2 separate regions of the Homo sapiens genome follow, and region 2 is linked to region 1. A link is a contact called in ENCODE Hi-C or POLR2A ChIA-PET data. All regions are on one chromosome and are shown on one strand. Each heading gives the region's core, a stretch centred on a gene start or an enhancer-like site at or near the end of the contact. The rest is flanking DNA. Distances are from core to core; before and after follow the strand shown. Region 1 overlaps POC1A (POC1 centriolar protein A). Region 2 holds the start of PCBP4 (poly(rC) binding protein 4).

What was found. Hi-C counts contacts between places; a loop is a spot of excess contacts on that map. ChIA-PET counts read pairs that join two places held with the same protein, here RNA polymerase II (POLR2A).
Region 2: a map of endothelial cell of hepatic sinusoid shows a loop between it and region 1 (3-fold over the local background). The contact joins the promoter of PCBP4 here to the enhancer-like site in region 1. A Hi-C loop is called at or near these places in 1 of 168 maps with a recorded cell type or tissue (endothelial cell of hepatic sinusoid). POLR2A ChIA-PET finds 5 or more read pairs at or near these places in 5 of 52 experiments (AG04450, GM12878, OCI-LY7 and 2 more).

What each region holds. Positions count from the first base shown.
Region 1 is chr3:52,088,382-52,092,067 of GRCh38, reverse strand. All of the region lies in intron 10 of POC1A (POC1 centriolar protein A), which reads left to right. Among named protein-coding and RNA genes, the nearest start is that of LINC00696, 25 kb to the right of the region's middle. Within about 2 kb of position 1,872, at least 15 of the 41 ENCODE cell types and tissues checked have a DNase peak (open chromatin) inside an H3K27ac peak, as active enhancers do.
Region 2 is chr3:51,965,554-51,969,239 of GRCh38, reverse strand. It overlaps PCBP4 (poly(rC) binding protein 4), which reads left to right and starts at 1,786. Exons shown (of 14, transcript NM_001174100.2): 1 at 1,786-1,914. It overlaps ABHD14B (abhydrolase domain containing 14B), which reads left to right. Exons shown (of 4, transcript NM_001146314.2): 4 at 1-725. RefSeq lists enhancers at 130-691, 692-1,255, 2,382-2,943, 2,944-3,507 and silencers at 1,217-1,296, 1,327-1,606, 1,617-1,726, 1,827-2,096.

The sequences.
Region 1 (3,686 bases), core at 623-3,122:
GTTTGTTCAGCTTTACACATCCCCACCAGCTGTGGGGAGCAACTGTTCCTCCTTGAGTTTCAGGGCTGCTCTGTTCACCCAGTGAGCCACCTGCCTGTCAGCCTGGGCACACCTCCACCATTCATCACCTGGGTGACCTTGGGCAGGTGACATCAATCCCAGAGCCTCAGTCTCCTCCCTTGTAAAATGGGGAGAGATGCCTCATTGGGTCCTCTGAGCTCTGCTGTGCGGCTCTTGGTTAACTGAGTGTGCTAGACTGGTGCCAGCTGTTCTGTGAAGCACAGCAGTGAGTCGATGTTCTCCTGGGAGCAATATGGGAAAGCACTGGGGCAGGCTTGTGGCACAGGAATGACAGGAGTGGACATTCCACAGTCCCCATACCGCTGGACTCAAGTCCCAGAAATGCTTTTGAGTTGCCAGTGAGACTCTAGTGTCTGGCTAGGCAGGAGGATAAGAGAGGGGAGAAAGAAGTCATTCCCCAACCCCGGGAAGGAGGAGGGCACAGGAGGTGACAGAGGCACTGGGGTGCACATAGACACTTGAAAATCAGGCATGGGTCATGGGGCCCATTAGATCAGACCCTTCCACCTGGACCTAGGCAACAGGGCCCAAGATGGAAGCTCTTTGAAGATGTATGTGATACTTCTGTTCTTTGAATGTAGATATTGTAATGCTTTTTAGGGAACATGTATTTCCTAACAATGGAACTGAAGATTTTCTTTGGAGGGCTTTTTGTTCCTTGAGCCCCCTATGGGAATTCTCAGGAGCTGCTAGGCCTGAGGTCAGGAGCGTGGGCGTCACATGCTGCGAGCTCCCCGCCCCACTGAGAGATCGCACGCCTCTCCCTCAGGGTCCAAGGGCCCTGCTCTGATCCTGTCCTGAGACCCACCCCTCCCCTATCCCCTCTGGAGAGAGCACACGCCTGTCCTGTGGCTGCCCTGGGGTCACTCACCTGCTGGGCCTACCTCAAGTCTTCTGAGAAAGTTGGCTTGACCCCAGAGGCCCAAGGCTTCCAGAGAAAAACCCAGACAAGGAGTCAGAAACTGCAGCTGCTCAGACCCATCTCTGCCTCTTTTTGGCTTTCCACCAAGGGGAGATTTTAAGCGCTGCCCCTCTGTCTGTCTGTCCCATGGGGTGGGCAGCAGAGGTCAGCCTCTTCACATGGGGCCAGGACTTCCCCTGGGGCCTTTTCATCTGCCTGCCCCCCAGGCCAGGCTCCTCCATTCTGAGCACCCCTGGAGGACTCTAGGCCGGACCCCGAGGCTGCTAGGCCTGCCTGCCCAGGGATGGGCGCTCAGTAGGTGTGCAAGCAGAGGCCCTGGGCCTGACCCTGGTACTGTTTCCCCTTGTGCTCTTGGGGGTGATGCCAGGTGATCTAGGGGTCTTTTTCACAGATGCCGGAAAACTTCTCCAGTGAGCAGGGAGAGAGGCTGTTTCCACAAATAGCCACTGCTACATGAGCTCACCTCCACGCTGGCTCTGTGGCTTCCTTCATGGACCCTCAAGAGGCCAGAGGGCTGCTGCACAGTGCTCAGCTGCCCTCAGGAGTAACAGGTTTCAGTGGTGTCTGGAAGTTGCAGAGGCCCTGGGCCTTCCTTAGGGCAAGGGGGTGGATCTCTGGGGTGTGGACAATGACCCAGGAGCTGGGGAGGCTGCTGTGAGGGGGCCCGGCATAGGCCCAACACGCGGCTTGGTGGTTTTGCCTCAGAAGCCCACAGCAAAGTTATTTTTGACTCCAGTTTCACGTCTTGCTGCTTTTTAAAAATACCGAGCCATGAAATTCCTGCTCCAACTGTTTTTTTATGGCACCCAGTGTTTCAGGCTGGCCACAGCAATGCTGTGATGTCACGTTCCAGTTCCTGTGACTCATGGAGGCTGCTGGGCTCCAGGACTTGAAAATGCATGCGGTGGGGAGCAGGCAGGGAGCAAGCCCACCAGCCCTGCTTGTTTGGGTCTCTTTGGCATTCGATTTTGTTAAGTGTTCAAGTCATTGCGTTTTGCTGTCCTAACTCAACAAGGCCAAGGATTTTTGCCTGTTTGCTTTGGGGATAGAGAATGGCCTATTTGCTTTGAGATACCTTAAACCTGCTCCCCCACCCCCACCCCCATGGTAGTCCTGGAAGTTCCTATTTGACGGGCTGCTCAGGTGAGGCATCTGGTTCCACACTGGTGGGGAAGTTGGCAGTGCCTGGCCCTGATGTGGGCCAAGCTGCCTCACTACTCTCAGGGGCTCTCTGTATCCCTCTTTCCTGGGAGGACCTGCTGTTGCTTATGGAAATAGACCCCCAATTTTATAGTTATACAGTTTTCCATGGGGATCGGTCCTCCCACGTGCACCCAGACAGAATTTGTTGGGAGGGTATAGAGTGAAAGTCACCCAGTGCGTCTTCCCATGATCCCAGGAGGGCGTGTGCAGCCCTCCTAACACTGCTTCCACTCGCAGACAGGGCCATAAGGGTGGTGGTGGGTTGTTTCTGCAAAAATGGGCCCCCTCTCTGCATCAGCACATCTAGCCAGCTCACCTGCTTGGTCCAGAGTGGATGTAGCCACCCTCCTTGTTGTGGACCTTCATGGATTGCCCTTTTGGCCAGAGTCATGTTCAGGACAACCTGAACTTCTTTGTGGGGGTTTGGAAACAAGAGGCTTGTTTTCCTTCTGTTAAGAGGCTACTTCTGGGGGACAGGGGACTCAAGACACTGTCTGTTCTGTGCCAGGGACACACTTGGTGGCAGAGGGACTGGGGGAAATGTCTGTCTGCCTGGGCCCCTGGTGATTCCCCAGCCCTGTTACTATTTTTGGCATTTTTCCCAAAGGCTCCTCTGGCTTTGCAAATGTGGCGGGACAGGGGAGCCTGTGTCTTCCCCAAGTCGCAGGTCAGGGCCAGTGCCCTGCCTCCTTCGTGACATGCAGCCTGCGAACAGCACTCAAAAACGGGCAAGCTCGTGTTTGCAGGGGGACTGGGTGGCAGCTCCCATGGGGGTCAGGCAAAAAACTCTGGTTTTCTATCTTTTATCCCGTCTGTGGTTGTGGCAGAAAGCACCCCCTTCCAAAGAGGCTGCAGATTGAAGGCCCCTGCCTGCCAGATGGGCTCGACAGTAGCCGTGGTTATCTCTGGGGCCTGGGAATGTTCATGGTCGGTCATACGAGATTTCTTCTGAGGCTCTGAGCTGGCTTGGAGATGGGGGAGGGCTGGGGGAGGGCTGGGAGATGGCGGGAGGGAGCAGGTGGTGGAGAGCAGAGGCTGGGAGCAGGGAGAGAGGCCCATGCAGGGACATCTCATTCGGGCTGAATCTAGGCTTGCTCTGAGAAGAGGAAGGGAGGGGACTCCACATGATTTGCTCTTGCTCCTCGGGGACCTGGGCCCTCCAAGGAAAGGCCAAACACAGGCCACAAGAAAGGGGCCTGTGTTATGACAGGAGCCCCAAACTGGCCTGCACCGCTCTGAGATTAAGCAAGCCACAGCCTACTTCATCACAGCTGACCCCGTGACCTCTTGGTGCTTTCCTGAATGAGGCACCACCACAGCAGGGCCAGGAAGGGCTGTAGTTGGGCCTGCTGCTTCCTCCCATGCGCTCTGTAAAGGGCCCTGATCCAGGCCTGTACTATGGGTATAGAACCTCATCATGCCCACAGTGGCCATGGCTGAGGAAGCAGAGGAAGCACAGGAAGCCTTGAACTTAGCATGG
Region 2 (3,686 bases), core at 537-3,036, 120 kb after region 1:
GGGTAAAATCAAGAGAAAAAACTCTCAGGAATCAAGGAACATAATCCTGTGGAGGGTAATCCATTACATGAGCTTCTCCTGTTCTTCCACTTTCCTGCCTGGCTTTCACTCCTTCCCCTGCTCTGCCCAGCCTTTCCCTCCCACCCACTCCTCCTTCTGCAAATGCCCTGAAGGCCAGCCCTTACCCCAACACCCACTTCCCCACCTCCTTAGGCCCCAGATACATACATGCCCACATGCACGCTTACATGTTTAGAGCCATCCTTGTTTCCAAATATGACCCTTCGCTTGAGGGCAACTGCATAGGTACATCTAACTCTGGACTGGCATGCACATTGTCATGTGCAGCTTTGCATATACACACATGCATACATGAGCCTCCACACAAGCACTTGCACACATGTGGACTCCTAACCATGCTAACCTCACTGGCTGGGAAGGTGGGGACCCCATGGGCCAGCCCTTGCAGGAGGCCCTTTTGCAAGGCTTAGGGTGTGGCCAGCCCTGAAAGCTACTTGGACACAGGTTTCAGCTGGCCCCAGCCCAGAAGTGACCCCCAGAAAGGGAGGGCCACCGCTTTGCCCCCTGCTTTTACCCTTCCTTCTGGGTGCTCTACACCTCAGGTTACCAGGCCTGAGGCATCTCAGCCAAGCTTGTTTCCTGCTCTGAGGCTTGTGGGGTGGGAGCCAGAGTGGAGGTCGGTGAAATAAAGTGATGCAATTAGACCCCACCGGCTCCTGCTTCTAAAGAGCGCCGCCCCTCCCCCACCCCTGGGACCAACACTGTGGGCCCCTCCCCCACCCCGGCGGGACCAGATGGTCCCCCTGCCCTTTGTCCACCAGGCCAGATGGAGAGGAAGGGAGATTGGATTCCCCTCCCCACCCACACATACCCAGGTGCCAAGAGACTCAGCTGTGGGGGGAGGTGGAGGTCAGTGGGACCAGGCTGAGCCGATTATGGAGGAGTGGGGGGGAAGGAATAGTTGCTTCCCCGAGGGCGGGGGGTGCCCAGCGGACTTGAGAACAGTTCATCACCCCCACTAGTATCCCTTCCCCAGTAAAAGACTCAACGGAGCCCGTTCCTTGCGACCCTATCCCCAAAAGGAATTCCGGGGGTAGATTTGGGGTTATCACAGGATCGGGTGCACAGGGCCACACGGCTCTCAGGCCCCTCCTCCAGCCTGTCCTGCGCGGACGAGGGCCGGGCCATGCAGCTGTGGGTGGCCGAGGAGAGCGGGTCTTGGTGGGCGCAAGCCCGAGCGGAGGATGGCGCGCAGCGAGCAGAGCCGGGAGCTAGGCGGGGCGCAGGGTCCCAGCCGGAGCTCGGAGGGACGCGGGCCGGGAGCGAGGCGGAGCCGGGGCTGGCGGGGCCAAGGCGGGGATGGGGGTGCAGGGGGCTCGGCAGAGGCGCCGGGCGGGCGGCCCGGGCCGGAAGGACTGGCCTGGCGGGAGCGGAGGGGCTTGGAGCCGGGCGCAGCGCGGGCGGTGCGGGGAAGGCCGTGGCTGGGGACCGGGCTTCAGGCCGGACGCCCCTACCCCCAACCCGTGGGGCTCTGGGAGTGGCAGGGGAAGGGTCGCCCGAGCCCTCCAGGAAGCGGCCGCCGCTCGGGGCGCACCGCGGCGCGCGGGGCGGGGCGGGCGGCTGCGGCACTGGGGCGGCTGGGGCGGGCCCGCCGCTCTGTAATCGGATCCGGGGAGGGGGCGGGGAGGGGCCGGGCCGGGCGGGCCGGGGGGTGGGGGGGGGGCGCGGAGCCGGGCTCCGGGCCGGCCGGGCTCCGCGCCTGTCAAACCCCTCATTGTTCGCAGCTGATGTCACTCGCAGTTGTGAGCGGCCGCCTCTCCCGGGGACAATGTGGGACTGAGCGGCCCAGCCGCCGTGCCGCCGCCGCCGCCGCCGCAGGACAGCCCCAGCGAGGTAGGGCGCGGGCCGGGCGGGGCACGGCGGGCCGCGAAGTTTGGGGGTTCGCCCGGGGGCAGGGAGCCCGCGCCCAGATCCCTCGGTTGGGGTCGCAGGTTTGTGAGACTGCGAGGAACACGTTCTCTGTCCCACACCGCTGAGGCCTGCACAGGTGGGAGGCGCTGGTCTGCCAGAGGCGCCCTTGGCACCAGGGAGGGGCTTCCTGGACCTTAGATCCCAGATTTGAGGCCCCCATCCCACTCGCTGTTTCTGTCCTTTGCGCCTGCTCCTCTCTCTGACTCCTGCCCTGGGTTCTGGTTCTGCTCCATCTCTGCCCTCACTTGCCACTCCCCTGTAGCTCCTGGCTGGGCACACACTCCTTCCCATCCTCCGCAGTCGTTGGGGGAGCCAGATACAGACCTCCAGGCCAGGGGTGTATGGAGATGACAGCTGGGGGCTCAGAGTGGTCCCTCTTGCCCCATAGCTCTTCAGCCCTTCAGCTCTGACCTAGCTTCTTGGCTGGGGTCCTGGGGGGTGGGGGTGGGAGGCTCTGCTACTCACTTCAGCCTGGCCCTCATGCCTGCCTGGCCAGGAGAGGGAGGTGCCCGCCTCCTCTCTCCCCTATCCCTGGCCCGCCATCTTGAGACCTGTGGCACCCAGTGCCCCACCCGGCCCCAGCACCCAGGGGAGTGGTCTCCAAGGTGATGATGCACCCAGGGCCAGTTGCATTCCTTTCTCCCCACCAAGCCCAGGATGCTCATGTTCGTGCTGAACCAGCAGGACATGTGTCCCCAGGGGCTTGCCTTCCGCCACAAAGGCTCTTACAATCCATGAACTCCCTAGGAGCTGAGCTCCTGCCCTCCCTGTTCCCTGGGTCACCCTCATTGCCTCAGGACCAGTACCTGGGACCCTATTCTTTCCCCATCTGAAAAAATCCCCTGGTCTTCCCAGGTCCTGGAGCCCCCTCAACCTCCAGGGCACCCCCATCCCAGCCCCCACCCCCTAGCCTTCATCAGCATGCAGGCTCAGGCTGCCCAAACACAAGGGGATTGTTCTTCTTGCATGCTCAGGGTGGGGGGCTGGGAGCAGGCAGCCCACACACCCTGGCAGGCCCAGGCCACGAGGAGGCTGGCTTGCCCCACCCTGTGTCCCCAGACAGGCTGTCCACCCTCCCTACTCCCATCACTGCTGCCCCTCCAGCCTCCATCACCATTGCCCAGTGGCGCTGACATCTTGAGGAAAGAGCTCTGAGCTGCACAGGTAGACCCCTGGGTTCTCCAGCTCTGCCAGTTGTCTCCCATGTAGCCTTACAAACATTTCCCTTCCTCTCTGGGCCGCGAGCCCCTCTTGTGATTGGTAAGACCTTTCCAGCTGTGACAGGCTGAGCCCAACTCGACTCTGTGAAACGTACCCCACCCCCCAGCCCTTCTTCCAGTCCCCCTCTTCCATGAGGAGACCCACTCTGCTCCCACCCTCTGAAAACCTAAAGCACAGCCCAAATCCCCCACCCCAGCAGCATACCTAGGGAGCTCCTAGTCCTGGTAAAACGGCAGGAGTAGGGCTGGGGATGCTGAGAAAGGAACCAGGAATCCTGTCCAGGCAGGTCCTACCTCTGCCCATGTGGCTGGCCCTCATGTCTGGGTCTTCTCACTCTACTCTCATTACTCCTCCGGGACCCTCAGCCCCATCTTTGGTTCCAAATGTCCCCAGGCCCCATGAACCTTAACTCTTCTCCCTGCACACTGACCCTGGTCTTGTCTCAAATTTCCTCTTTCTGGAGCTCTGTGTAT